Regions from separate parts of the Homo sapiens genome. Here region 1 is linked to region 2. A link is a loop called in an ENCODE intact Hi-C map of the cell type or tissue named here. Cell type or tissue: CD4-positive, alpha-beta T cell. All regions are shown on one strand. Each heading gives the region's core, and the rest is flanking DNA. Links, peaks and the distances in the headings are about the cores only. Region 1 overlaps SBNO1 (strawberry notch homolog 1). Region 2 overlaps SBNO1 (strawberry notch homolog 1).

What was found. Peaks named below come from ENCODE experiments on the same cell type or tissue, not always from the same donor. Only the 100,000 strongest peaks of a DNase experiment are listed, where the experiment ranks them.
Region 1: it touches region 2 in a loop (6-fold over the local background); 5 of 110 quality-filtered maps call a loop at or near these places.

The regions. Positions count from the first base shown.
Region 1 is chr12:123,274,363-123,289,663 of GRCh38, forward strand. It overlaps SBNO1 (strawberry notch homolog 1), which reads right to left. Exons shown (of 32, transcript NM_001167856.3): 32 at 14,747-15,301. It also overlaps the pseudogene RNA5SP375. Among named protein-coding and RNA genes, the nearest start is that of CDK2AP1, 10 kb to the left of the region's middle. In CD4-positive, alpha-beta T cell, for the core only: no CTCF peak of the experiment used is centred there; a DNase peak (open chromatin) is centred at 4,119.
Region 2 is chr12:123,320,765-123,336,065 of GRCh38, forward strand. It overlaps SBNO1 (strawberry notch homolog 1), which reads right to left. Exons shown (of 32, transcript NM_001167856.3): 7 at 13,289-13,449; 8 at 10,478-10,611; 9 at 9,655-9,745; 10 at 7,970-8,131; 11 at 7,128-7,263; 12 at 6,943-7,048; 13 at 6,662-6,815; 14 at 5,388-5,570; 15 at 4,738-4,835; 16 at 2,916-3,067; 17 at 771-968; 18 at 1-102. Among named protein-coding and RNA genes, the nearest start is that of MIR8072, 36 kb to the right of the region's middle. RefSeq lists a silencer at 14,551-14,600. In CD4-positive, alpha-beta T cell, for the core only: no CTCF peak of the experiment used is centred there; no DNase peak of the experiment used is centred there.

The DNA.
Region 1 (15,301 bases), core at 11-8,010, 50 kb before region 2:
GAGCCCAGGGGTTCAAGACCAGCATGGGCAGCATAGAAAGAACCCATGTCGCCAGGCCCGGTGGCTCACACCTGTAATCCCAGCACTTTGGGAGGCCGAGGCAGGCGGATCACGAGGTCAGGAGATCGAGACCATCCTGACTAACACGGTGAAACCCCGTCTCTACTAAAAATACAAAAAAATTAGCCCGGCAAGGTGGCGGGCGCCTGTAGTCCCAGCTACTCGGGAGGCTGAGGCAGGAGAATGGCGTGAACCCGGGAGGCGGAGCTTGCAGTGAGACTAGATCGCGCCACTGCACTCCAGCCTGGGCGACAGAGCGAGACTCCGTTTCAAAATAAGAAAGAAAGAAAGAGAGAAAGAGAGAGAGAGAAAGAAAGAGAAAGAAAAAGAAAGAAGGAAGGAAGGAAGGAAGGAAAGAAAGAAAGAAAAAGAAGAAAGAAAGAAAGAAAGAAAGAAAGAAAGAAAGAAAGAAAGAAAGAAAGAAAGAGAAAGAAAGAAAGAAAGAAAGAAAAAGAAAGAAAGAAAGGAAAGAAAGAAAGAAAGAAAGAAAGAAGGAACCCATCTCTACTAAAAATACAAAAATTAGCTGGGGCATAGTGACACGCGCCCGTGGTCCCAGCTACTCTGGAGGCTGAGGTGCTGAGGGGCTGAGGGGCTGAGGTGCTGAGGGGCTGAGGTGCTGAGGGGCTGAGGGGCTGGGGTGCTGAGGGGCTGAGGTGCTGAGGGGCTGGGGTGCTGAGGGGCTGGGGTGCTGAGGGGCTGAGGTGCTGAGGGGCTGGGGTGCTGAGGGGCTGAGGTGCTGAGGGGCTGGGGTGCTGAGGGGCTGAGGGGCTGAGGTGCTGAGGTGCTGAGGTGCTGAGGGGCTGAGGGGCTGAGGGGCTGAGGGGCTGGGGTGCTGGGGTGCTGAGGTGGAAGGATCACTGGAGCCCAGAAAGCGGAGGTTTCACTGACCCACAATGGCACCATTGCTCCAGCCTGGGCGATAGAGCAAAACTGTGTCTCAAAAGAAAAAAGAAAGAAAAGAAAAAAATCTTTTCGTTTTTTATTCTAATCGAGATATTATTCACTTAGCATAAAATTCATCCTTTAAAAGTATGCAACTTAAGAGGCCGGGCGCGGTGGCTCACGCCTGTTATCCCAGCACTTTGGGAGGCCGAGGCAGGCAGATCACGAGGTCAGGAGATCGAGACCATCCTGGCTAACACAGTGAAACCCCGTCTCTAGTAAAAATAGAAAAAATTAGCCGGGCGTGGTGGCGGGCGCCTGTAGTCCCAGCTACTCGGGAGGCTGAGGCAGGAGAACGGCATGAACCCGGGAGGCGGAGCTTGCAATGAGCCAAGATGGCGCCACTGCACTCCAGCCTGGGCGACAGAGCGAGACTCCGTCTCAAAAAAAAAAAAAAAAAGTATACAACTCGGCCAGGCGCGGTGGCTCACGCCTGTAATCCCAACACTTTGGGAGGCCGAGGTGGGCGGATCACAAGGTCAGGAGATCAAGACCATCCTGGCCAACATGGTGAAACCCCGTCTCTACTAAAATACAAAAACAAACAAAAAAAGAAAGCCGGGCCGTGGTGGTGCGCGCCTGTAATCCCAGCACTTTGTGAGGTTGAGGAAGGCGGATCTCTTCAGCCCAGGAGTTTGAGACCAGCCTAGGAAACATAACAAGACCACATCTCTACTAAAAATACAGACATTAGCCGAGAGCGGAGGCTAACCTGTAGTCCCAGCTACTTAGGAGGCTGAGGTAGGAGGATCACCCTAACCTCGGGGAGGTTGAGGCTGCAGTGAGCCAAGATCACGGCATTGCACTCCAGCCTGGGTGATAGTGAGACGCTGTCCCCTCACCCCCCAAAAAAGTATATAATTCAGTGATTTTTAGCATATTTGCAGTTGTGCAACTATCACCACTATCTAATTCTAGAACATTTTTTTTTTTTTTTTTTTGAGACAGAGTCTTACTGTGTCTCCCAGGCTGGAGTCTTGCTCTGTCGCCCAGGCTGGAGTGCAGTGGTGCGATCTCGGCTCACTGCAAGCTCTGCCTCCTGGGTTCACGCCATTCTCCTGCCTCAGCCTCCTGAGTAGCTGGGACTACAGGCGCCCGCCACCACGCTCAACTAATTTTTTTTGTTTTTGTATTTTTTATAGAGGCAGGGTTTCACCATGTTAGCCAGGATGGTCTTGATCTCCTGACCTCGTGATCCGCCCGACTCGGCCTCCCAAAGTGCTGGGATCACAGGCGTAAGCCACCGCGCCTGGCCTAATTCTAGAACATTATCACCCTGTTTTATTTTATTATTTATTTTTATTTTTATATTTTTGAGATGGAGTCTCGCTCTTGTTGCCCAGGCTGGAGTACAATGGCACAATCCTGTCTCACTGCAACCTCCACCTCCCAGGTTCAAGCGATTCTCCTCAGCCTCCCCAGTAGCTGGGATTACAAGCACCCGCCACCACGCTCCGCTAATTTTGTTATTTTGGGTAGAGATGGGGTTTCGCCATGTTAGCCAGGCTGGTCTCGAACTCCTGACCTCAGGTGATCCGCCCGCCTTGGCCTCCCAACATGCTGGGATTACAGGGGTGAGCCACTGCTCCCGGCCCACCCCATTTGATATTTATTTATTTATTCATTTATTTAGAGACAAAGTCTCAATCTGTCGCCCAGGCTGGAGTGCAGTGGCAGGATCTCAGCTCACTGTAAGCTCTGCCTCCCAGGTTCACGCCATTCTCCTGCCTCAGCCTCCTGAGTAGCTGGGACTACAGGTGCCCGCCACCACACCCAGCTAATTTTTTTTGTATTTTTAGTAGAGACGGGGTTTCACTGTGTTAGCCAGGATGCTCTCGATCTCCTGACCTTGTGATCCGCACTCCTCGGCCTCCTAAAGTGCTGGGATTACAGGTGTGAGCCACTGCGCCTGGCCTATTTATTTTTTATTTTATTTTATTTATTTATTTATTTATGTTTGTTTTTTAGAGGGAGTTTCGCTCTATCGCCCAGGCTGGAGTGCAGTGGCATGATCTCAGCTCACTGCACTTGCCTTCTGGGTTGAAGTGACTCTCATCCCTCAGTTTCCTGAGTAGCTGGGATTATAGGCGCCCGCCACCATGCACAGATAATTTTTGTATTTTTAGTAGAAATGGGGTTTCACCATATTGGCCAGGCTGGTCTCAAACTCCTCGCCTCAAACGATCTGCCTGCCTTGGCCTCCCAAAGTGTTGAGATTACAGGTGTGAGCCACTGTGCCTGGCCTATTTATTTATTTATTTGAGACGAAGTCTTGCTCTGTCACCCAGGCTGGAGTGCAGTGGTGCAATTTCGCGTCACTGCAAACTCCGCCTCCTGGGTTCGAGAGATTGTCCTGCCTCAGCCTCCCGAGTAGCTGGACTACAGGAGCCCGCCACCATGCCCGGCTAATTTTTATATTTTTAGTAGAGATAGGGTTTCACCATGTTGGTCAGGCTGGTTTCAAACTCCTGACCTAGTGATCCACCCTCCTCAGCCTCTACTAAAAACACAAAAATTAGTTGGGCATGATTCCAGGTGCCTGTAATCCCAGTTACTTGGGAGGCTGAGGCAGGAGAATCGCTTGAACCTGGGAGGCAGAGGTTGCAGTGAGCCAAGATCCTGCCACTGCACTCCAGCCTGGGTGATGGAGCAAGACCCTGTCTCAAAAAAAAAAAAAAATTAATTAAATAAAATAAAAAGAAACTTCATACCCGGTAGTAGTCACTTCTCATTCCTCATTCTCTCCAGCTTTAGGCAACTACTAATTTAGTTGGATTTCCTATTCAGGACATTTCCTGTAAATAGAATGGTACGCTATGTGGCCTTTTGTGTCTGGCTTCTTCCACTTGCCATAAATAATGTTTCAAGGTTCATCCATGTTGTAGCAGGTGGCATTCCAGCACTTCCTTCCTCTTCAGGGCTGAATATTCCATGGTATGAATGTACCCCATTTTGTTTATCCATTAATCAGTTGATTGACATTTGAGTTATTTGTACTTTTTGGCTATGATGGCTATGACGAAGAGTGCTGCTGTCATCATTTGTGTACAAGCTTTTGTGAGAACATGTTTTCAGTTCCTTTGGTTTTATACTCAGAAATGGAGTTGGTGGGTCAAATGATAACTCTGTTTCACTTTTTGAGGAACTGCCAAACTGCTTTCCATAGTGAAACTGCACTTTTTTTTTTTTTTTTTTTTTTAAGAGACAGAGTCTCTGTCACCCAGGCTGGAGTGCAATGACATGATCCTAGCTCCCTGCAACCTCGAACTCTTGGGCTCAAGCAATCCTCCTGCATCAGCCTCTCAAATAGCTTGGACTACAGGCATAGGCTACCACAACTGGCTAATTTTTGTATTTTTTTAAATTTCTTTTGAACAAATGTATTACTCCAGAATTTTTTTTTTTTTTTTTTAAGGAACAGGGGGCTGGTCTTGAACTCTTTTTTTTTTGAGACCAAGTCTCACTCTGTCACCCAGGCTAGAGTGCAGTGGTACGATCTCGGCTCATGGCAATCCCCACCTCCCAGGTTGAAGTGATTCTCCTGCCTCAGCCTCCCGAGTAGCTGGGATTACAGGCATGCGCCACCACACCTGGCTAATTTTTGTATTTTTAGTAGGGGTGGGGTTTCACCATGTTGGTCAGGCTGGTCTCGAACTCCTGACCTCAGGTGATCCCCTGCCTCGGGCTCCCAAAATGCTGGGATTACAGGTGTGAGCCACCCACCCAGCCTCACCCATTTTATTTGAAGAGTTTTGTTTTGTTTTGTTTTGTTTTGTTTTGTTTTTTAGATGGAGTATCTCTCTGTTGCCCAGGCTGGAGTGCAGTGGTGTGATCTTGGCTCACTGCAACCTCCACCTCCAGGGTTCAAGCCATTCTCCTGCCTCAGCCTCACGAGTAGCTGGGACTACAGGCACGTGCCACCACGCTCGGCGAATTTTTTGAATTTTTAGTAGAGACGAGGTTTCACCATGTTAGCCAGGATGGTTTTGATCTCCTGACCTTGTGATCTGCCCGCCTCAGCCTCCCAAAGTGCTGTATTACAGGTGTGAGCCACCACGCCTGGCCTAGGTGTTTGTTTTTTGTTTTGTTTTGTTTTTGAGATGGAGTTTCGCTCTTGTTGACCAGGCTGGAGTGCAATGGTGGGATCGCAGCTCACCGCAACCTCTGCCTCCCAGGTTCAAGCAATTCTCCTGCCTCAGCCTCCCTAGAAGCTGGGATTTACAGGCACGTGCCACCATGCCCGGTTAATTTTGTATTTTTAGTAGAGATGGCATTTCTCCATGTTGGTCAGGCTGGTCTCGAACTCCCGACCTTGGGTGATCTGCCCGCCCCAGCCTCCCAAAGTGCTGGGATTACAGGCATGAGCCACTGCGCCAGGCCCCTAGTTTTGTTTTCTTTTTTTTTTTTTTTTGAGACAGAGTCTCACTCTGTCACCCAGGCTGGAGTGCAGTGGCGCGATCTCGGCTCACTGCAAGCTCTGCCTCCCAAGTTCACGCCATTCTCCTGCCTCAGCCTCCTGAGTAGCTGGGACTACAGGCGCCCGCCACCACGCCCGGCTAATTTTTTGTATTTTTTTTTAGTAGAGACAGGGTTTCACCGTGTTGGCCAGGATGGTCTCCATCTCCTGACCTTGTGATCCGCCGCCTTGGCTGCCCAAAGTGCTGGGATTACAGGCATGAGCCACCACGCCCGGTCTCTATTTCTGTTTTTAAAACGAGTCTTGCCCTGTTGCCCAGGTTGGAGTGCAATGGCATGATCTTGGCTCACTGCAACCTCTGCCTTCTGGGTTCAAGTGATTCTCCCACCTCAGCCTCCCAAGTAGCTGGGATTACAGGCACCCGCAATCGTGCCCGGCTAATTTTTGTATTTTTGTAGAGATGGGGTTTCACAATGTTGGCCAGGCTGGTCTTGAACTCCTGACCTCAGGTGATTCACCTGCCTCAGCCTCCTAAAGCATTTTTAGTTATTTTTTGTATATGGTGTGAGATGGATCCAAATTCATTCTTTACATGTGCATATCAGCACTTTTTTTTTTTTTTCGAGATGGAGTCTCACTCTGTCACCCAGACTGGAGTGCAGTGGCGTGATCTCGGCTCACTGCAACCTCTGCCTCCTGGGTTCAAGCAATTCTCTCCCTCGGCCTCCCGAGTAGCTGGGATTACAGGTGCCCGCCACCACGCCCGGCTAATTTTTTTGTATTTTTAGTAGAGACAGGGTTTCACCATCTTAGCCAGGCTGGTCTTGAACTTCTCTCAGCACATTTTGTTGAAAAAACTATTCCTTTCCGGCTGGGCACGGTGGCTCACACCTGTAATCCCAGCACTTTGGGAGGCCGAGGCGGGCGGATCACGAGGTCAGGAGATCAAGACCATCCTGGCTAACACGGTGAAACCCCGTCTCTATTAAAAATACAAAAAAAAAAAAAAAAAAAAAATTAGCCGGGCGTGGTGGCGGGTGCCTGCAGTCCCAGCTGCTCGGGAGGCTGAGGCAGGAGAATGGCGTGAACCCGGGAGACCGAGCTTGCAGTGAGCCGAGATCGTGCGACTGCACTCCAGCCTGGGTGACAGAGCAAGACTCCATCTCAAAAAAATAATAATTATAAACAAATAAATAAATAACTATTCCTTTCCTTCACAGAATTGTCTTGATGCCATTGTTGGAAATCAATTGATGATGAGTGTGAAGGTTTATTTCCAGGCTCTTAATTCTATTCCACTGTTCACCTTGTTTATCCCTATTCCCATACCACACTGCCTTGATTTCTGTAGCGTTATAGTAAGTTTTGAAATCGGGAAGTATGAGTCTTCCAACTTTGTTCTTCTTTTTCAAGACTGCTTTTGGCTATTTTGGGTTACTTTCATTTATTTCCATATGAGTTTTAGGATCAGCTTGTCCCTTTCTGAAAAAAAAAAAAAAAGAAAAAAGAAAAAAAAAGACAATAGGAATTTTGATGAGCTTGTATTAAATCTGTATATCTATTTTGGGAGTATTGCTATTTTAATTGCAATATTGTCTTCCAATCCATGAACACAGGATCTCCTTCCATATTTTAGGTCTTATTTAATTTTTTTAACTTCAACAATGTTCTATAGTTTTCAATGTAATTTCTTTATTTTTATTTATTTATTTATTTTTGAGATGGAGTCTTGCTCTGTCGCCAGGATGGAGTGCAGTGGGGCGATCTCGGCTTAGTGCAACCTCTGCCTCCCGGGTTCAAGCGATTCTCCTGCCTCAGCCTCCCAAGTAGCTGGGACTTCAGGTGCGTGCCACCATGCCCAGATAATTTTTTTATTTTTAATAGAGACAGGGTTTCTCCATGTTGGTCAGGCTGGTCTTGAACTCCTGACCTCAAGTGATCTGCCTGCCTCAGCTTCCCAAAGTGCTGGGATTGCAGGTGTGAGCCACTGCACCTGGCCTTTTTGTATTTTTAGTAGAGGTGAGATTTCACCATGTTGCCCAGACTGGTCTTGCACTCCTGGGCTCAAGCAATCCTCCGGCCTCTGCCTCCCAAAGTGCTGGGACATGAGCCATTGTGCCTGGCCTTAGAGTGTTTCTTTACTGGTTTAATGGATATTTCACAGAGTGGCTTACCAGGGAGCAAGCAGGTAAATGGAGAGAGAAGGAAAGCCCAGGGAATTAGTGTAGTATGAAGAACATCAGGAGACACAAGCTTTAGCTCCACATCTGCCGTAAACCCTTCTCTAGGCCTCAAAGAACTCGCTTGACATCCCCAGGCCTTAGTTTCATCTGTAAGATCAGGGAGGTTTGATAGGATGGATCACTAAGGATTCTCTCAACACTTCACATCCTAAGAAGACAGGTAACACGCACGCCATTTTCTCTAACAAAAAACACCAGCACTTGGCCAGGCACGGTGACTCACACCTATAATCTCAGCACTTTGGGAGGCCAAGGCGCACAAATCACTTGAGGTCAGGAGTTTGAGGCCAGCCTGAGCAACGTAGCGAAACCTCATCTCTACCAAAAATACAAAAAGTAGCCGAGCCTGGTGGCACATTCCTGTAATCACAGCTACTTGAGAGAGTGAGGCAGGAGGATCGCTTGAACCTGGGAGGTGGAGGTTGCAGTTAGCCAAGGTCACGCCACGGCACTCCAGCCTGGGCAACACATGAGACCCCCATGTCAAACAAACAAACGAAAAACCAGCCTAGAAAGGATGTTTTTATTTTTATTATTTATTTTTTTGAGATGGAGACTTGCTTTGTCGCCCAGGCTGGAGTGCAATGGCACGATCTCAGCTCACAGCAACCTCTGCCTCCTGGGTTCAAGCGATTCTCCTGCCTCAGCCTCCCGAGTAGCTGGGATTAAAGCTGCCCACCACCATACCTGGCTTTTTTTTTTTTGTAGTTTTAGTAGAGACGGGTTTCACCATGTTGGCCAGTTGGTCTCAAACTCCTCACCTCAAGTGTTCGGCCTGCCTCGGCCTCCCAAAGTGCTGGGGTTACAGCCGTGAGCTACCGTACCAGGTCAACCTTTATTTTTTTGAAAATATCTTTTTTTCCCCCCAGTATTGTAAGATTTAGGTCTAGCCTATGGCACCTAGTATCCCGAGGTGGTCTGCCATCCAAGTACTAACCAAGCCTCGCACTGCTTAGTTTCCAAGATCAGCTGAGACCAAGGACGTTCAGGGAAATATGGCCATAGAGAAAGCCCTTACATTATTCTGGAACTGATTCCAACACTGAAAAACATTCTGAAGCAATCAGCTCCAACGAGGACTGTGCCTACCCCAGGTAATGAGAATGGTGACCCACAGGAGGGAATATTAGAGCTTCTATTTATATGGGACATACAGCGTACGTATCAGGACAGCAGCTGCTATAGCTTACAAGTCAATTAATAAGCAGTGCTGGAGGTGGAGGTATGCACTGGAAACTTTTTTTTTTTTTTCCAGGCAGTGTCCTTCGCTCTGTCACCCAGGCTGGAGTGTAGTGGCACTGTCTTGGCTCACTGCAGCCTCCGCCTCCCGGGCTCAAGAAATCCTCCCACCCCCGCCTCCCAAGTAGCTAGGGCTACAGGGGTGCCCCACCACGCCCAACTAATGTTTGTATTTTTTGTAGGGATGGGGTCTTGCCCTGTTGCCCAGGCTGGTCTTGAACTCCTGGGCTCGAGATCTTCCCACCTAGGCCTCCCAAAGTTCTGAGATTACAGGCGTGAGCCACTGTACCCTGCCTAGAAATCTTTTGAATCTGGAGTATGTGACCAAAAAGGCTTGAAGACCACTGATGTAAGAAACTAGTCACGTAGGCGGCCAGACCCATCATTTCACAACCTAACAAATAGGTGGGTGAAGTATCATGACTAAGACATCGCAGTTGCTGATTCCAGGATGGTTTGTGCGCTGGGGACATACAACAATTCCTTCTATCAGTTTGGGCTATGACCAGGGGTCTACTCCCAAATTTACTTATTTTTTATTTTTTTGACCTCCCGAGCTCACAAAATCCTCCCACCTCAGCCTCCCGAGTAGCTGGGACCACAGGTATAAGCCACCATGCCCCGTTAATTTTTATTTTTTGTAGAGATGGGGTCTTCCTATGTTGCCCAGGCTGGTCTCAAACTCCTGGTCTCAAGCAATCCACCCACCTTGCCCTCCCACAGTGCTGGGATTACAGGCGGGAACCACCACTTCCAGTCCTAATTTTCAGTTTTGTTTCTGCCATTATTCTTGTTTTTTTTTTTTTTTTTTGAGATGGAGTCTCGCTTTGTCACTCAGGCTGGAGTGCAGTGGCGCAATCTTGCGAGGCTCACTGTGAGCTCCGCCTCCCGGGTTCACGCCATTCTCCTGCCTCAGCCTCCCAAGTAGCTGGGATTACAGGCATGTGCCACCACCAGCTAATTTTTGTATTTTTTCAGTAGAGACAGGGTTTCATCGTGTTAGCCAGGATGGTCTTGATCTCCTGACCTCGTGATCCGCCCACCTCGGCCTTCCAAAGTGCTGGGATTACAGGCGTGAGCCACCGCGCCCGGCCTATTCTTGTTTTTTTTTGTTTGTTTTGTTTTTTTTTTTGAGATAAAGTCTTGCTCTGTCTCCTAGGCTGGAGTGCAGTGGCATGATCTCGGCTCACTGCAATCTCCACCTCCCAGGTTCAACCCATTCTTCTGCCTCAGCCTCCCGAGTAGCTGGGATTACAGGCACATGCCGCCATGCCCAGCCAATTTTTTTGTATTTTAATAGAGATGGGGTTTCACCGTGTTGCCCAGGCTGGTCTTGAACTCCTGAGCTCAGGCAATCTACCTGCCTTGCCCTCCCAAAATGCTAGGATTACAGGCGTGAGCCACCGTGCCCGGCCCATTATTCTTGTTTTTAGACCAGGAGCTGGCAAGCCTTTTATATAAAGGGTTGGATAGCAAATATTAATGCTTCAGGCTTTGTAGGCCATATAGACTCTGTAACTATGCAACGGTGCTGTCGCAGCTCTCACACTGCCAGAGACAATACATAAGAGAATGGGCATGGCTGTGTTCCAATAAAACTTTATTTATGGACACTGAAATTTGAATTTCACATACTTCTCACATGTTAGAAAATATTCTTTTTATTTTTTCCAACCATTTAAAAATGTTCTCAAAACCATTCTCAGCTTATGAGGCCAGTGAAAAACAGGTGGCAGGCTGGACTTGACCCATGGACCATAGTTGGCCAATTCCTCTTTTAGTCCACACAAGTTTCTTTCTTTTTTTTTTTTCTTTGAGATGGAGTTTCACTTTATTGCCCAGGCTGCTGTGCAATGGCGCGATCTCGGCTCACCGCAACCTCCGCCTCCCGGGCTCAAGTGATTCTCCTGCCTCAGCCTCCCGAGTAGCTGGGATTAAAGGGCTCAAGGGATTCTCCTGTCTCAGCCTCCCGAGTAGCTGGGACTTACAGGCACCCACCACCACGCCCGGCTAATTTTTGCATTTTTAGTAGAGACAGGGTTTCACCATGTTGGCCAGGCTGGTCCCGAACTCCTGACCTCAAGTGATCAGCCCGCCTCAGTCTTCCAGTGTTGGGATTACAGGCATGAGCCACTGCGCCTGGCCACAAATTTGTTTCTTAAGCCTATTTCCCCATAGGCAGGGAAAAAAAATGGGACATTTGAGGACACAATAAACCTATCTTCATAAAGGTACCTCCAAATAAGATACACACAAAAAGCAGAAACTGTGGGAACAGAAAGCTAAACAGAAATCCAGCATCAATGCAGGAATTGAGAGCTTTGTATAATTTACCTGTATCCAGGAGTAGAGGTGGAAGAGACTGTAGGGCCTCTTGTTCCTACCACCAGTTTAGGTATCTTCACAAAACACGACTTACAGGTTCATGCTGTTGAATTTCCTACAATTAATATGGTTTGGGCCAGGCGCAGTGGCTCACGCCTATAATCCCAGCACTTCGGGAGGCCGAGGTGGGTGGATCACGAGGTCAGGAGTTCGAGACCAACCTTGCCAACATGGTGAAATCCCATCTTTACTAAAAATACAGAGCGAGACTCTGTCTCAAAAAGAGAAAAAAAAAGTTACATGAAGTATTCAGACTAATTTAACAGGCACCTAGCTATCCTACCTTTGCATGATACTCAGTTTTGTTTTTTTTTATTTTTTTGAGATGGAGTCTGGCTTTGTCGCCCAGGCTGGAGTGTAGTGGCGTGATCTCAGCTCACTGCAACCTCCGCCTCCCCGGTTCAAGTGATTCTCCTGCCTCAGCCCCCTGAGTACCTGGGATTACAGTAGGTGCCCGCCACCAAGCCCAGCTAGTTTTTGTATTTTTAGTAGAGACAGGGTTTTGCCATGTTGGCCAGGCTGGTCTTGAACTCCTGACCTCATGTTGATCCTCCCACCTCAGCCTACCAAAGTGCTGGGCTTACAGGTGTGAGCCACTGTGCCTGGCCACAGTGATATTTCTTTACTGAAAGATGATGATGGCCAGGGACAGTGGCTCACGCCTGTAATCCCAACACTTTGGGAGGCCGAGGCAGGCGGATCACCTGAGGTCAGGAGTTCAAGACCAGCCTGCCCAACATGGTGAAAGCCCGTCTCTACTAAAAATACAAAAAATGAGCCGGGCATGGTGGCAGGAACCTGTAATCCCAGGTACTCGGAAGGCTGAGGCAGGAAAATCGCTTGAACCCGGGACGTGGAGGTTGCAGTGAGCCGAGATGGCGCCACTGCACTCCAGCCTGGGTGACAAGAGTGAAACTCCATCTCAAAAAAAAAAAAAAAAAAAAAAAGATGATTCAGACCCAATAGTGTGGCCCTTGCCCCTCTCAACCCAGTAAGGCACTTACCACCCAGAGTGGGCAGCGTTAGAGGATGGAGCCAACTTACTGAGAATCGGACTCTAAAAATAAGCATTCGGCACATTTCTTTTAGCCTCTTCTCTCTCATAAAGGCCTCCACAGATGGCTTCTTTACATCATGCTCTCAAATGACTAGCTGATAAATATTCATACTTATGGAAATTGTATTGTACATACTCCAAACGCCCAGCCAGTTAACATTTGTATCTTCTGTATCTCGGGGGTGGTGCCCTTTGTTCATATGTAAAAAGCACACATGCACATGTATACACACACACACACAACCAGCTTTCTCCTCTATGACTAATTTGCCTAGAGCAGTGATTCTCAACCAGGATTGATTTTGCCCCCCAGGAGACATTTGCCAACGTCTGGAGAGATTTTGGGTTGTTAAAAATGTGGGGATGATGTGTGCTCCTGGCATCTGTGGGTGGAGGCCAGTGATGCTGTTCAACATCCGACAGTGCCCAGGATACCTCCACTGCAAAGAATGACTTGGCTCAAATGTCAACAGGGCCCAGGCCAACCCAAGGTGAAGCAAAAACAAGACTGAGGGAGAGCAAAACCCCAAGGGAAGGAAGGTCAAAGCAGCCTGGAATTCTAACAGAAAAACACAAGGGGGCTGGCGGAGGCACGATCCAAAGTTTGCTTTCATCTTTTACCCTCTAAGACTGGGTCTTACTCTGTCACCCAGATTGGAGTGCAGTGGAGCAATCATGGCTCACTGCAGCCTCCACCTCCCCAGCTCAGGCAATCCTCCTGCCCCTCAGCCTCCCAAGTAGCTGGGACTACAGGCACGTGGCACCATGCCCAGCTAATTTTATTTTTGTAGAAGCAGGGTTTTGCCATGTTGGCCAGGCTGGTCTCAAACTCCTGGCCTCAAGTGATCCACCCGCCTTGGCCTCCCAAAGTGTTGGGATTACAGGCATGAGCCACTACAAGCAGCCATTCTTTTTTTTTTTTTTTTTTTGAGATGGAGTCTGGCTGTCCTCCAGGCTGGAGTGCAGTGGCGCGATCTTGGCTCACTGCAAGCTCTGCCTCCCGGGTTCACGTCATTCTCCTGCCTCAGCCTCCCAAGTAGCTGGGACTACAGGCTTCCACCACCACGCCCAGCTAATTTTTTGTATTTTTAGTAGAGACGGGGTTTCACTGTATTAGACAGGATGGTCTCGATCTCCTGACCTCATGATCTGCCCGCCTCGGCCTCCCAAAGTGCTGGAATTAAATGCCTAAACCACCATGCCCGGCCTTCGGCCATTATTTCTTACTCAAATTAATACTCAGCAGGGTGCTCACACATGTAATCCCAGCACTTTGGGTGGCCAAGGTAGGTGGATCACTTGAGGCCAAGAGTTCGAGATCAGCCTGGCCAACATGGCGAAACCCAACCTCTAATAAAAACACAAAAATTAGCTGGGCATGGTGGCGGGCGCCTGTAATCCCAGATACTTGGGAGGCGGAGGCAGGAGAATCCCTTGAACTCGGGAGACAGGTTGCAGTGAGCCGAGATAACGCCACTGCACTCCAGCCTGGGCGACGGAGTGAGACTCTGTCTCAAAAAAACAAAACAAAACAAAACAAAAAAAAAAACAAAAAACATATAAATACCCAATTTATTTTTTATTTTTTGAGACAGAGTTTTGCTATTGTTGCCCAGGCCGGAGTACAATGGCACGAACTCGGCTCACTGCCACCTCTGCCTCCCAGGTTCAAGTGATTCTCCTGCCTCAGCCTCCGAAGTAGCTAGGATTACAGGTGTCCGCCAGCTCGCCAGCTTTTTGTATTTTTAGTAGAGACGAGGGTTCACCACGATGACCAGGCTGGTCTTGAACTCCTGACCTCAGGTGATCCGCCCGCCTCGACCTCCCAAAGTGCTGGGATTACAGGTGTAAGCCACCGTGCCTGGCCAATGCACAATTTATTAAGGTTATACATTTAAAAACCTGTTTCTTTCAATTTTCAAACTCAAAAATACTGAATCAAATTTTAGTTAAAACACTTCCTTTTGACTTGTTCCTCAATTAATGCTCAATTATCTCATATATTCAGGAGGTTAAATCCCCCCTAAACATTAATGCTATTTACAAATTTGATCGAATACCCTTACGCATTTCAAGCTAAAATTTGAACATCCTTCTCCCAAGTATTTGAAATAATCACAGAGAAACTCCCAGACAAGCCATGCACTAAACGCTGCTCAGATTCCCACTCGCATCCCAGCCCTTTCTCCCTCCCACCGCCTTCCGCAGCAGTCCAAGACAGCAGCCCACTCCGGGCCCACACACTGCACCTGGGCTGGGCACCGCCCCACCCTGGCTGGCTCCCTGACTCAGTGCCTGTGCCATCTGCAAAGGCACGGTGACAGCACTTACATTTTATAAAGACACTATGAAGATGTTCATGAGATCTGCGAAGACAGCGCGCAAAGAAAGCACAACCCGTGACTCGTATTTAATTTATTTAGAATCTTACAAAAACAAAAAACAAAACAAAAACCACCACAACAGAAAAAAAAACTAAATACAGAATTTGTTACGCTTCACGGTTGATCGTTTTTACTTGCAAGAGTAAATAAACCTTGCTAAAATGCAGCCAGTACATTTTTATTGCATGAGACCAAATTTTTCAGTTACATATCAAAAATGATTGGGATAATCAATTCCGGACGCTTGGTACCGTGCTCCCACGAAAGGCTGGATGCAGCAATGCAGTATCATTGGAACAGGGCGCACCCTTCACACACTGATGGACACGCTACAACAGGAGCGATAACAAAAGGGAGATTTAAAAAAGAGAACCAAATGAAAACACACCAAGAGCTGACATCCACCTTTGTTTCAAGTTGTCTTTGGATCCCATCAGATGTTGTCTCCAGATGCACCATGTCAGATTAGTAAAGGAGAACCATCTACACCTACATAGAAAAGTATCCTTTGCTCAGAGGAGGTAGAACCTGGCCAAAGTTTTATTGCAGAGATACAGTGTACCTCTTCCCA
Region 2 (15,301 bases), core at 3,264-11,263:
GACCTGATGCTAATAAGGCACTTTGAATAGAATCTGGATCTATACTTTTCTTCTTTTTTTTCTCTTTGTTTTTCTTGTGGTCTTTTCTAATTAACCAGGGATCTGAGTGTTAAGGAAAGATACATGTCAAATCATTTGTTAAAACAAGTACAGAATCTTCAAAGGAAACAACCTTTGAAATTTTATTTTTTTGAGACAATGTTTCGCTGTTGTAGCCCAGGCTGGAGTGCAATGGCGCAATCTCAGCTTACTGCAATCTCCACCTCCTGGGTTCAAGCGATTCTCCTGCCTCAGCCTCCTGAGTAGCTGGGATTACAGGTATGTGCCACCACACCTGGCTAATTTTGTATTTTTAGTAGAGATGGGGTTTTTCCACGTTGGTCAGGCTGATCTCGAACTCCCAGCCTCAGGTGATCCACCCACCTTAGCCTCCCAAATTGCTGGGATTACAGGCATGAGCCACCGCGCCTGGATGAAATTTTTTATATTGTTAACTGATAACTTATCACCACCTACATTGGTTCATCCATACACCATGGGGTACAAATCCATGTTTTCAAGTTAAAAATAACTGCACAAAATTGAGGTTATCTTCTCACATATATGAGGCTCAAACTTCCAGAAGGTAGATAAGCCTGGAGCTTTCCACCAAGCAAAGATTATAATCTGTGTGATCATTTGTACTGTACAGAAGAAAAGGTTTCATATCCCATTTTCAAATATACTGAAATATTATATGCTTTCGTGTATATTTAATATACTGAACTTACCATTTTCATCATCCTCATTAGACTCATCTAAAAATGGGTTGAAATCGTCATCATCTCCAGAACTCATGTTTTTAGAGCTCTCATAGTCACTTTCTTCATTATCAGAGGCATCAGATTCACTTCCACTGTCGTCAGAACTGCTACCAGTAAGGCCACCTACTTTTCGTGCTTTTTTGGCTTCTCGAGTTATTTCTTCACCTACCCTCCGCCACAAACAAGAGAGTCAGCCCAAATTCAATGTTTCTTAAGATCCAGTACATCACATTTAGTTCATGAATTAATTCAAATGAAAAGTGCAGAGGAAAAGTATTTAGGTTAAGTCAAAAAACAAACAGAATTCACAAACCAGCACTAACCTTTTGGACTCCCATAAAAAATAAGGTTATAAACATTTATTCTGAAGAAGAAATTGGATACAAAAGTACTAAGTCAAGACTGCCTTCAAGTGCACAAGTTTCAAAACATATTCAGGACAACAGAGTAAAAGCAGAACCTCTGGCATAGTCACAATTTGACTGTGTATCAGATTTGAGAAGAGGCCTAATAATTACAGGTTTATAGACATGGAATACTTAGAAAATCAATAGAAAATCAATTTATAAAACCTTTTTATTTTTGGAGACAGGGCCTCACTGTTGCCCAGGCTGGAGTGCAGTGGCACAATCATAGCTCACTGCAGCCTCGACTTCCCTGGCTCATGTGATCCTCCCACCTCAGCCTCCCAAGTACCTGGGACTACAGGCACATGCAACCATGACCAGATATTTTTTTTTTTTCCCCAGACAGTGTCTACTCTGTCTCCCAGGCTAAAGTGCAGTGGCATAATCTTGGCTCACTGCAACCTCTGCCTCCCGAGTTCAAGTGATTCTAATGCCTCAGCCTCCCTTATAGCTGGGATTATAAGGCGCCCCTGCCGCCAGTCCTGGCTAAGTTTTTAATTTTTAGTAGAGAAGGGGTTTCGCCATGTTGGCCAGGCTGGTCTCGAACTCCTGACCTCAGGTGATCCGCCTGTTTCAACTCCCAAAAAGCTGGGATTACAGGCGTGAGCCACTGTGCCCGGCGAGAAGTCAACTTCTAAAACCAAAACAGGGCTGGGCGAGATGGCTCACACCTGTAATCCCAGCACTTTGGGAGGCCTAGGTGGGTGCATTGCTTAAGCTCAGGAGTTTGAGACCAGCCTGGCCAACATGGTGAAACCCCATCTCTACTAAAAATACAAAAATTAGCAGGGCGTGGTGGTGCATGCCTGTAATCCCAGCTCCTTGAACCCAGGAGGCAGAGGTTGCAGTGAGCCAAGATGGTACCACTGCACTCCAGCCTGGGTGACGGAGACGGAGACCCTGTCTCAAAAAAAAAAAAGAAAAAAAAAGAAAAGGCTCTTTTAAAGAAAACTACTGAAACACCCAGCTGTCTATATATTAAAGAACAGGTCTGACAATACAAAGACACAGGTTTTAGTTCCCATGCATCATTAACTATCTCTGTGAAACTAGGAAAACTCTTTAATCTTTAAATCTTTCTGTGCTTCAATGATCTCTGTCTATAAAATTGGAAAAATAAGACCTAATTTCGTATGGACCTCTGCCAGGTTATATGGTAGAATGTATATAGCCAAGTGCTTAACACACTGCCAACCACCAGTGAATTGCTCAATTCCTAATTTAAAACGGGGATAACTTGTGCATTCAAAATTGTACAAGTGACAGTGAAAATTTGGAACCATTTGTGAATTCATGGAAGGCAGTTCATTCCCAAAATATAGCCACTTTAAAATGCTTATGTTTTAATTTCAACAGTATTTTCAACGTCAACTATTTTCTTTTTTCTTTTTCTTTTTTGAGACAGAGTCTCGCTCTGTCATCCAGGCTGGAGTGCAGCAGCGCTATCTCGGCTCACTGCAAGCTCTGCCTCCTGGGTTCACGACATTCTCCTGCCTCAGCCTCCCGAGTAGCTGGGACTATAGGTGCCCACCACGATGCCCGGCTAATTTTTTGTATTTTCAGTAGAGATGGGGTTTCACCGTGTTAGCCAGGATGGTCTCGATCTCCTGACCTCGTGATCTGCCCACCTCAGCCTCCCAAAGTGCTGGGATTACAGGTGTGAGCCACCGCACCTGGCCTATTTTTTCTTTTTTAAAGTGCTCACCTTTCCGCTTCTTTATTTTATTTTCTTTACAAGGACTATCTCTTGGCGAACTGTTGTTACTTGGAGCTGTCAAATCGATTCCTAGTAAACTATAAAGTTTTTTCCTGTCTGGAGCAGGAAAATGTTTTTCAATGAGTGACTGCAACACACCTCTGTAGGAGAGAAACAGTGACAATTACTGCTTCAGTTGACAAAATAATTATATGTAAAGTATTATTAAATATATTGAAATATACTTTGTTCAGTTTTACAAAATACTGATAAACGAGCTCAAATAAATTTTAATTTTCTAGCCCAAAGCTGTCCAACTAAATAATAAGAATGCAAGCCAAACCACATACACAATTATTGTATTTTCTGGTAGCTTAAATTAAAAAAGTAAAAAATAAATAAAACTGGTGGAACTAATTTTAATAATACATTTTAACTCAATATACCATGTCAACACATATGTTTTATGTTATTTTCTCTTAAGGAGTCTTTGAAACCTGGCTCAGTACACATATAATAACATCTCAATATGGACCAGTCATTTCAACTGCTCAATAGCCACATGTGACAAGCGGCTGCCATTCTGGACACGGTAGTTCTAGGCAATTATGTACAGAAAAATATAGATTAGCAGGTGTATGTCTTGCTTTTTTCTTTTTTTTTTTTTTTTTGAGACCGAGTCTCTCTGTCACCCAGGCTGGAGTGCAATGGTGCCATCTCAGCTCACTGCAACCTCCGCCGCCTGGGTTCAAGCAATTCTCCTGCCTCAGCCTCTCCAGTAGCTGGGATTACAGGTGCCCGCCACCACGCCTGGCTAGTTTTTGTATTTTTAGTAGAGACGAGGTTTCACCGTGTTGGCCAGGCTGGTCTCAAACTCCTGAGCTCTCGTGATCCACCAGACTCAGCCTCCCAAAGTGCCTGGATTACAGGCGTGAGCCCCATGTATTGCTTTTGAAAGGAGCATCTGAATGCATCCCGAGGCACAAAATAGTAGAGCAGCAAGTTTATTTTGCTCAGTTTACTACCAGAGTTTGAATGTGGAGGTTAGGCAAACTAAAAACAATGCCTAAAACATTTTAAAATCTATTTCTGAAGATCTCATGCTTATTTTCAACTTTTAAAGTAGACTTTATTTTATTTTATTTTTTTTTGAGACAGGGTCTCACTCTGCCGCCCAGAGGGGAGTGGAGTGGAGTGGTGCGATCTTGGCTCACTGCAACCTCCACCTCACGGGTTCAATGGATTCTCCTGCCTCAGCCTCCCAGGTAGGTGGGACTACAGGACGTGTGCCACCATGCCCAACTAATTTTTTTTATTTTTAGTTGAGATGGGGTTTCACCATTTTGGCCAGGCTGGTCTCAAACTACTGACCTCAAGTGATGTGCCCATGTTGGCCTCCCAAAGTGCTGAGATTACAGCTGTGAGCCACCATGCTCAGCCAACTTATAAAGTAGACTTCGTTATATTAGGACAAACTATAGTTACTGTTCCTGTGGATAACGGTAATTTCAAATACAGTACACTAAAACTGAATCTAAGCCAAGCTGTCACAGATTTCCAAGATGTACAAGATAAACAAAGTCTAGCCCTTCTGTTAGTTCACATACTCTGTGTAATATTAGCAAAATGCTTAACATTTTAGGATTATGAGATTTCTGTTATTGTTTTCCAATAGATACACTGTTACAGAAAAGCAGAAAACTCAGATCAAGAAAACTTAAAGATGATGCAGGTGAAACAAAAGTTTTGTCTCCAGGAAATGCCCACATTGGAACTAAGGTAAGGAAGAACTCAAAAAGAAACAAAAACATTAAAAGAACAAAAACATTACTTGGCAGTTGAAACAAAATCATTCAATTCTCCCCCGCCCTCTTCCAAAGCTTCTAATGTTCTAGCTTCTCCTGTAGACTGCAGACCAATTACAACACACTGGAGAAAAAAGAAAACATGTTAATTATGAATAATAATGTTTGTGGCTTCTTACCAAGACATATTTTAAACATTTAGCTAAACAAAGATTTCAAACAAGAATGTCCTCATTATTATAAAACACAAATTTGTTTTACTTATTTCTTCTACATATTTGAGACAGGTTATTTGTCAAAAATTTAGGCAGGAGATAGGATTACAGACAGTAGTAAGCATGAGTGAAGCCCCTGCCCTTGTACAGTTTATAGTATCTTATGCTTTAAGTAGATAAATATTCACCGAAAAGAAAAAACCTTAACGCAATACACATCCATATGTTACCAGTGCTACCAGCTATGGATGACCAATTATAGTGATGTTTACTTTGTTATACTTTTCTGAACTCTCTAAATTCTCTAAGCAGGCATTGCTTTTATAATTTTAAGAAATGTATTTTTTAGAAGTTTTACTATCCTTTAGGAAAACCAGATTTTACAAGCAGAAAACCTCAGCACCCACAAAGACTAAACAACATAACCCCCAAACAATCTCTTAATGAGTTCTTCTACTTACTTTTCCATTCTTGATTTCCTCTCGAGCTAGTTGCACAACCCTTTTAACTTTGGATGCTATGCATAAGTATTTGAAGAACCTCTGGTGAGCAGACCAGAACTGACCCCACATGGACTTCTTCATTCGTTGCTCAGCATCAATCAGATCTGCAGCTTGCTGAAACCGCTCTCTGGCGATGACCCACTGAAGATACATAATCAACATTTCAGACACTTCATCTTTGAGTCTAGTTATTTAAAAATACCAATTAAATCAAAACAATGTTAAGTGCAAGACCATTTAATATTAATTTAATAAATCATCTTTAGTAACTTGGGAATCTATTTCTCAGGATACTCACACAGTTGTCTCAAGTTTCTTATTACCTAATGCAGTCATTTTAGAAAATAATGTGATTTTAAGAACTATGCAACTGAAATAAATGGCTATAACTTATGAATTACCTTAACAAAATGAAAACATGGACAATCTGAAATATAAGAACATTGGTTAGGCCAGGCGCAGTGGCTGATGCCTGTAATCCCAGCACTTTGGGAGGCTGAGGCAGGTGGATTGCTTGAGCCCAGGAGTTCCAGATCAGGCTGGGCAACACTGTAAAACCTCATCTCTACCAAAAAATACAAAAATCAGCCAGGCACATTGACATGCGCCTGCAGTCCCTGATACTCAGGAGGCAGAGTCTGGAGGACTCCTTGAACCTGGGAGGTAGAGGTTGCAGTAAGCCAAGATCACACCACTGTACTCCAGTCTGGGTGACAGAGTAAGACCCTGCTTCAATTAAAAACAAAAACAAAAAAAAACACATTGGTTAAACAGCCTATCATCTGGTAACTCATCTGTTTGTTTTTGTTTTTTGTTTTTGTTTTTGTTTTGCGATGGAGTATCCCTCTGTTACCCAAGCTGGAGTGCACTGGCACCATCTTGGCTCACAGCAACCTCCGCCTCCTGGGTTCAAGCGATTCTCCTGCCTCAGCCTCCCCAAGTAGCTGGCACTACAGGCGCACACCACCATGCCCAGCTAATTTTTTTTCGTATTTTTAGTAGAGATGAGGTTTCAACATGTAGGCCAGGCTGGTCTTGAACTCTTGACCTCAGGTGACCTGCTCGCCTCAGCCTCCCAAAGTGCTGAGGCATGAGACACCGTGCCTGGCTTCATCTGTTGTTTTATAGTAGAAATACATTCCCATGGGCAGGAGGCATCGCAATCGCCAAAACTAACAGAAACATTATCAGATACATTAAATAAACACTAGGAATTAAGAAAAATTCCTCACCAGCTTGACAGCTTTGTTATACATTTTAACGTAGCTCTGAGAAAGAAGAACTTCCTCAATTTTGAAGGTCACTCCAGTAAAGCTCAGTTGTCGAGCAATGTACATTCCTCTAAGCTTCATATCCATAGCAACTATTTCCATGGCACCAACTCCTCTGAATAAAATTAAAACATACAGTAATTACCAATACAGTAGAATTTTAACATACAGAGAATGGGCTTTAGGAATAACACACTTCTTAGATTGCTACTGAGAAGAGTATATACCGTAAACTGCATTACCTCCGTTCTACTGCTTGAATAAAATCACTGAATTCTCTAAATGGAGTACCCTCACCCCATATGCCAAGACGGTTCATATAGGCCATGTTGCGTGGTTCAGAAGCACCTGAAAATCCCACAAATGAAATATATTATAGTTGAAAAAATAACCTACAATATATATTTTTAAATAAATAAATACTCACCAGTTGCACTAGCATAAACAACTCTGGCTTTTGGCAATTTGTTCTGAAGCTCTAAAACTGCTAAGCCTGTCTTGGTTGGCTTTGAAGAACCAACAGGACATAAGTTTTTGGCTTTATGACACTCATCAAACACTATCTAAATGGAATGAGTTAAGGAATGTATCACATTAGTATTAAGTAAGAATCTCCAGTCTTTCAAGAAGAGTTAACTTTTATTTCCCTGAGGCCTTCTGATTGCCTATTTCATGACTGCAAATACAAAGGAAGTCCTATGGGCCTTTCCCCAGTTACATCCTCCTCCCTCTCTAGCCTCAAAGACATTCACTGAATTTGGAATTTAAACCAGCAATTTGCCTCTAAATTAAAACAGAGAAAAGAACCCACTGCAGCAAGAAGTTGTTATCTGGTAACTTGTAAAAGTAGAAGCATGATTGGTAACCAACTTAATCAGCATTTCAAAAAGTGATGTTCCTCATGCAGGACAGTTAAAAGATATACTGTGAACAAGTTTGGGACCACTAAGTTCTAACAGTTTTCTTTCACTTAGTCTTCTCGGGTATTCTGCTATGTAAATATGCAATGTTAATCCTCAAAAGGGGAATACAGTATTCAGTATTCCTCATATCTATTAACATTTTTCTAAACCAGGAGATTAAACATTGGTCTCCTATCTGACAGGTAAAAAACCGAATCAACTTTCCAATCCCTTTGGACTCTAGGTAATCATTAAAGTTTTCACTCCAGCAACTCGTTTAATCTCAAGATTCCTGTTTCCCAAAGGTCTACCCTTTTATAATTTTCTTGTCGTTAAAAAATAGAAAAATATTTGCCATAAAGGATACCACTCCATCGAAGTCATCACCGCACCAATGCAGAAGTTGTTTTAACCTAGTTTTATACTTGCCGCCAGACTGGCTTTCACCAATAAGTGAAGAGTAAGTAGCAAAAATAACACCCTTTTTCACACTCCCATTATGTTTGGAAGAAATTTTTCCGTATTTAAACTAAAAAAGAAAAGAAAAGAATTTAGTTAATTAGTATACCTTTCTCTCTGCAACATTCATCCCAACTAAACATTCACAAGCAGGAACTCTTGTTAGGCCCATGACAGGCTTCAGAAAACATAAAAGTACAGAGACGCAAATTTATTTGTATAAATGTACACAACACAAACACACAACTTTATAGTACAAAAATCCAGTTTTTGGTAGGACACAGTGGCTCACACCTGTAATCCCAACACTTTGGGAGGTCAAGGTGGGTGGATCGCTTGAGCTCAGGAGTTCCAAGACCAGCCTGGCCAACATAGTGAAACCCCATCCCTACAAAAAATACAAAAATTAGCCAGGCATCGTGGTGCGTGTCTGCAGTCCCAGCTACCACAGGGGCTGAGGTGGGAGAACTGCTTGAGCCTGGGAGATGGAGGTTGCAGTGAGCCGAGATTGTGCCACTGCACTTCAGCCTGGGCAACAGAGCTGAGATCTTTTTTTTTTTTTTTTAAATCCAGTTTTCAAAGTCTTAAAAACTTTTATCATCACAAAAAAAAACATTAAAAACCAGACAAACTTCCCTATAAGAATAAAAAGTCACAATTTACAAACATTTATTGTGCACTTACTATATGCAAAACACTGTGATTAATTTCTGATACATAAGAATTATGAGTAATTGTTAATGTGCCTTTCTAATACTACTCTGAAATTTAAAAAAAAAATTCTAGATGCCACTTACATCCTTTTAGTTCTGAATTGTATACAGTCATTCAAGACACAGTACTTTATAGCTACAAATCCACCCAGTAAAACCCACCCTAACAAGCCACTGTTTAGGGCAACACTGAATTCAACTTAGGACTCACATGGGAAGTAGAGGTGCAGTTACTTATTTTCAAAGGGCTACTAGGGAGGCCCTTCCAGGAACCCTATCAGTCTATTTTAACCTTATAGCACCAACAATTGGTGCATGCATAGTAAGTCAATAAAGATTTGCTAACTGAACCTTAACATTCTAAAACACACTGGCACACATTGTCTTTCAGCTTACAGAATTGTTTTCATGTGAGCAGAGGTATGAGTAACTCAAGTCCATTAGCTGTACAAATACTGAAACCAGTCTGCCCAAGCCATAACTATCTACATCGCATATGATTTGGTGACCTATAGTGCAAGGTATGCCACCTGTCTAAACTGCACCCTTATGGCATATAAACTATAAAAGAAAGATAAAAATAACACTGAAAATTGAGAGAATCAACTGGTGTGCACTGTACACTTGAGAGCACATCTCAATTTGGACTGGTCACTTACACTGTTCAATAGCCACATGTGATGAGTGGCTACTGCCTGTCAGTGTTTAGCATATAGGAATCCACAAACCAACAATAGTGGCTAGCACTCACTATGCTTTCTGTGGAGTAACATCAAAGTTTTCCAAAAAGTGTCCCCTTATATACATAGCTATTATTATTGTCATCTCACAGATGAGTCAATATTTATTGAATGACCAACTGAATAAAAAGATTTCATACCTTATTTAACGAATGAACCAAAATGTTTTTTGCTCCAATATCCCTTAAATCTCTTTCAGCATCATACTTTAAGTCATTTGAAACACTAAACCTGCCAAAATATTAAAAAGCACAAATTAAATACAAATTATATCATTCTAGAATTCAGGAATAAAATTAATAAAGCCAGGTCTTGACACTTAAAAAAAAAAAAAAAAAGAAAAAGAAAATACACTTACTCATTAAAACACCATCCCACTGAGTGCAGTGGCTCACACCCATAATCCTAGCACTTTGGGAGCCTAAGGCAGGAGGACTGCTTGAGCCCAGGAGTTCGAGACCAGCCTGAGCAACACAAGAAGAGCCCGTATCTACAAAAAATTAGCCAAGCATGGTAGTGCATGCCTGTAGTCCCAGCTACTCAAGAGGCTGAGGCAGAACTGCTTGAGCCCCTGAGGTAGAGGCTGCAGTGAGCCATGAATATGCCACAGCACTCCAGCCTGGGTGACAAAGATCCTGTCTAGATGGGGAAGGCGGATCCCATCCCCACATGCTAAAGTAATTACTAACAAAACCTTCCATTGAGACGGAGTCGCACTCTGTCACCCAGGCTGGAGTGCAGAGGAACAATGTCGGCTCACTGCAAGCTATGCCTCCAGGGTTCACGCCATTCTCCTGCCTCAGCCTCCTGAGTAGCTGGGACTACAGGAACCCACCATGACGACCGGCTGATTTTTTGTACTTTTAGTAGAGACGGAGTTTCACTGTGTTAGCCAGGATGGTCTCGATCTCCTAACCTCGTGATCCGCTGCGCCTGGCCCACAGCCAGTTTTTAAACACTTACCACAATGCTCGTTTTCTACTCAACAAATAATTTTCATAGATGATTCCTGCTATCGTCCTTCCTTTTCCTACACCGGCACCATCACCTATTAAGAAGCCAGCACGATCTCCATTAGGTAGGAAAGTTTCATGTTGCTGAAAAACAAAAGGCTGGTAATTAATATAATCCTTCAGATATTTTGGTGATCAATCTTTCATACACTGTTTTAGGAGTAGGAATATGTTATGTTTTTTGTTTTGTATATGTATTTTGTGACTTTATTTTTACATAAATTTCATAGAGTTTTGGATTTTTTTTTGAGACGGAGTCTCGCTCTGTCGCCCAGGTTGGAGTGCAGTGGCGCGATCTTGGCTCACTGCAATCTCTGCCTCCCGGGTTCACACCATTCTCCTTCCTCAGCCTCCTGAGTAGGTGGGACTACAGGCGCCCGCCACCACGCCTGGCTAATTTTTTCTATTTTTAGTAGAAACGGGTTTCACCATGTTAGCCAGGATGATCTCGATCTCCTGACCTCGTGATCCGCCCGCCTCAGCCTCCCAAAGTGCTGGGATTACAGGTGTGAGGCACTGCACCCAGCCAAATTTTATAGTTTTGGCTTTAATGTGGATACTTTCTTTTTTTTCTTTTTTTGAAACGGGGTCTCGCTCTGTTGCCAGGCTGAAGTGCAGTGGCACAATCTCGGCTCACTGCAACCTCTGAATTCCTGTTCAAGCTATTCTCCTGCTTCAGCCTCCCGAGTAGCTGGGATTACAGGTATGCACCACCACGCCCAGCTAATTTTTTGTATTTTTAGTAGACAGGGTTTCACCACGTTGACCAGGATGGTCTCGATCTCCTGACCTCATGATGCACCCGCCTTGGCCTCCCAAAGTGCTGAGATTACAGGCACGAGTCACCGCGCCCAGCTCAATGTGAATACTTTCTACATATTTACTGTATATTATCTCCTGCTACTCTTCCATGCACCAGGTAATGAAAGTTAACAAATTAGTGAGGAGCCCGCCATACCCCTTATCAACACCTGCAGAATCAAACAGGTTTTTGTTTGTTTTTGTTTTGTTTTGTTTTTGAGACAGTTTTGCTCTTGTTGCCCAGGCTAGAGTGCAATGGCACAATCTCGGCTCACCGCAACCTCCGCCTCCTGAGTTCAAGTGATTCTCCTGCCTCAGCCTCCCGAGTAGCTAGGATTACAGGCATGTGCCACCACGCACAGCTAGTTTTTGTATTTTTAGTAGAGACAGGGTTTCACCATGTTGGCCAGGCTGGTCTCGAACTCCCAACCTCAGGTGATCCGCCAGCTTCAGCCTCCCAAAGTGCCCGGCCAGTGGTTTTTTAGTTTTTTTCAGACAGAGTCTCACTCTGTCGTCCAGGCTGGAGTGCAGTGGCACAATCTCAGCTCACTGCAACCTCCACCTCCTGGGTTCAAGTGATTCTCCTGACTTAGCTTCCCAAGTAGATGGCACTAGAGGTGTGTACCACCATGCCTGGCTAATTTTTGTATTTTTGGTAGAGACAGGGTTTCACCACGTTGGCCAGGCTGGTCTCTAACTCCTGACCTCAGGGTGACCCGCCTGCCTCAGCCTCCCAAAGTACTGGGATTGGGCCGGGCACGGTGGCTCACACCTGTAATCCCAGCACTTTGGGAGGCCGAGATGGGTGGATCATGAGGTCAGGAGATCGAGACCATCCTGGCTAACACGGTAAAACCCCATCTCCACTAAAAACAGAAAAAATTAGCCGGGCGTGGCGGTGGGTGCCTGTAGTCCCAGCTACTCGGGAGGCTGAGGCAGAAGAATGGCATGAACCTGGGAGGCGGAGGTTCCAGTGAGCCAAGATCGCACCATTGCACTCCAGCCTGGACGACACAGTGAGACTCCATCTCAAAAAAAAAAAAAAAGTGCTGGGATTACAGGCGTGAGCCACCATGCCCAGCCAAATTAAAAGTTTTATATCACACAAAATATGGAGGATAAATGGCTATTTTGGTCATTACTTATTTTACAGATATGGAATATGACTGAAATCATTTCAAGACAACTGCTTAACTCTACCTCACATCATTTTAAAAGCCCACACAACACCCCACTGTCCAATAATATCACAGTTTATGCAATTACCCCCCAATAATGTGGATGCTCAAATCTTTTCCAGCTGGAGGGACAAAAGGTACAACAAATATCATTCTGCATATGTTCTTATCTAACAGTTCCAGGGAACACACTCCTAGGAATGGGTATATATACACACACATATACATATATATAATTTTTTTTTTTTGAGACAGGGTCTCGTTCCCATCACCCAGGGTGGAGTGACAAGATCACAGCTTATTGCAGCCTCGACTTCCTGGGCTGAGGTGATTCCCCTACCTCAGCTTCCCGAGAAACTGGGACTACAGGTGCGTGCCACTACACTCAGCTAATTTTTTGTATTTTTCGTAGACATGATGTTTCACCATGTTACCCAGACTGGTCGCGAACTCCTGGGCTCAAGCAATCCACCCACCTCAGCCTCCCAAACTGTTGGGATTGCAGACATGAGCCACTGTGCCTGGTCGATATACATATTTTTAATTTTAATAAATATTCCCAGTAAATTCCAAGCAAGTTATAACATTTGCCATTTCCACTGGAAATGCACTATCTGTATCTCTGCTACACTTCTAAAATTTAATTTTCCAACACATTAAACTTTCATAAATATTACATTTACAAGGTTTTCATACAAGGAAAAGTTACCTTTAGATTGAAACAACTCTGTTATATAGAATAGGATAAAATAATTATTGTATTATGAAATATTATTGCTTACCTGGGCTGCATATGTAATTGCCTCAAGCTGCAATGCTGATAACCAGCCATTATCAATGGTTTCCTCAGAAATGGATGTTTTGTACCAAACATCAGGAGGAGTAACACTGGATAAAGAGCTGGTTTCCACTACAGCATCTGGATGACGTAGGCCAATTTTTACTAAACAAAAATGTAAAAACATTTTATTTTAATTATTCTAAGTAATAACATTTCCAGTTTCATTATAAGATATTTCAATGTTTTTCTTATAACATAGAAAAATAATTAAAAAGTATTCACTCTGAGCTTCCATAAAAAGTAACTGATGACAAAGTACTATCTATATTTGACTAAAATGATTTATCAACTACATATGGTTAAAACAGAGATTTGGGCCAGGTGGGTGGCTCACGCCTGTAATCCCAGCACTTTGGGGGGCCAAGGTGGAGGGATCACTTGAGGTCAGGCGTTCAAGACCAGCCTGGCCAACACAGCAAATCCCTGTCTCTACTAAAAATACAAAAATTAGCTGGGCATGTTGGCACGCGCCTGTAATTCCAGCTACTCAGGAGGCTGAGGAACGAGAATTGCTTGAACCCAGGAGACGGAGGTTGCAGGGAGCCGAGACTGTGCCACTGCACTCCAGCCTGAGTGATGCAGTGAGACTCTGTCTCAAAAAATAAATAAATAAAATTAAATAATAAATAAAATAAAATAGAGATTTGCTGATAAAAAAAAGATCTAAAAAAACACCACTTGGTTCATAACAGCAGGTTCTCTAGTAGTAACAGAACATAATGCCAGATTAAGGAGTTCAGTTACTTCAAGCATTCATTCAGTAAAACAAAAGTTTGCAATACAATTTTATTTTGAGGCTAGGCATGAAGGTTCATGCTTGTAATCTCAGCACTTTGGGAGGCCAAAGCAGGAGTATCATTTGAGGCCAAGAGTTCAAGACCAGCCTTGGCAATATAGTGAGACCCTCATCTCTACAATTAAAATCCAAAAATTAGCTGGGCATGGTGGTGGGACCTGTGGTCCGAGCTATTCAGGAGTCTGAGACAGGAGGATTGCTTGAGCCTTGTAGGCTAAGGCTGCAGTGAGCTAAGATTGCGCCACTGCCTGGCTGGGCATGGTGGCTCACGCCTGTAATCTCAGCAGCTGGGAGGCCAAGGTGGGTGGATCTCCTGAGGTCAGGCATTCGAGACCAGCCTGGCCAACACGGTGAAACCCCATCTCTACTAAAAATACAAAAATCAGCCAGGCATGATGGTGCACACCTGTAATCCTAGCTACTCAAGAGGCTGAAGCACGAGAATTGCTAGAATCCAGGAGGGATCCTGGGAGGTGGAGGTTGCAGTGAGGCAAGAGCATGCCACTGCACTCCAGACTGAGTAAAGAGCCAGACCCCGTCTTAAAAAGAACATATTTTACTTTGAAAAGTATTCGAAAGACAACTTGGCTATAAAATTTAACAACCAAGTCCCCAAAATGTACAACATGAATACATTAAAATAATGATCTGGAAGCTTTTTCTGTAAAGGGTCAGAGAATGATTTTGCCGTTTTAGGCCATCCTGTCTCTTGTACAACTACTTAACATTGCTGCTGTAGTGTCAACGCAGCCATAGATAATAAGTAAACCAATAAACATGTCTATGTTCCAATAAAACCTTATTTACTATAAAAAAGCGAGTGGTCCAGATTTAGTTTGCTGTCCTCTGGTTTAAAGGGCCATAAACTCTTTCAATCCTTTTGCAAAATGATTATTGGAATAAGAAAAACAGAATTTCAGATAGGACTTCTAAAATTCATTGTAGGTGAGCAGAAAAGGATGGAATCTTGAGTCTATCAGTAGTTGATAAAAAGAGAATTGTAGTTCAATTCAAATGGTATTATTAGTGGTTTTTTATAGAAACCAAGACTACATGAAAGACAAATTCTAGACATAGATTTGTTTCCTGTAATGAAAAAGTGAAAATTTTATGCAAATATTAAAAACCTAATTTTCGACTTCATACAGTGGCTGCTAA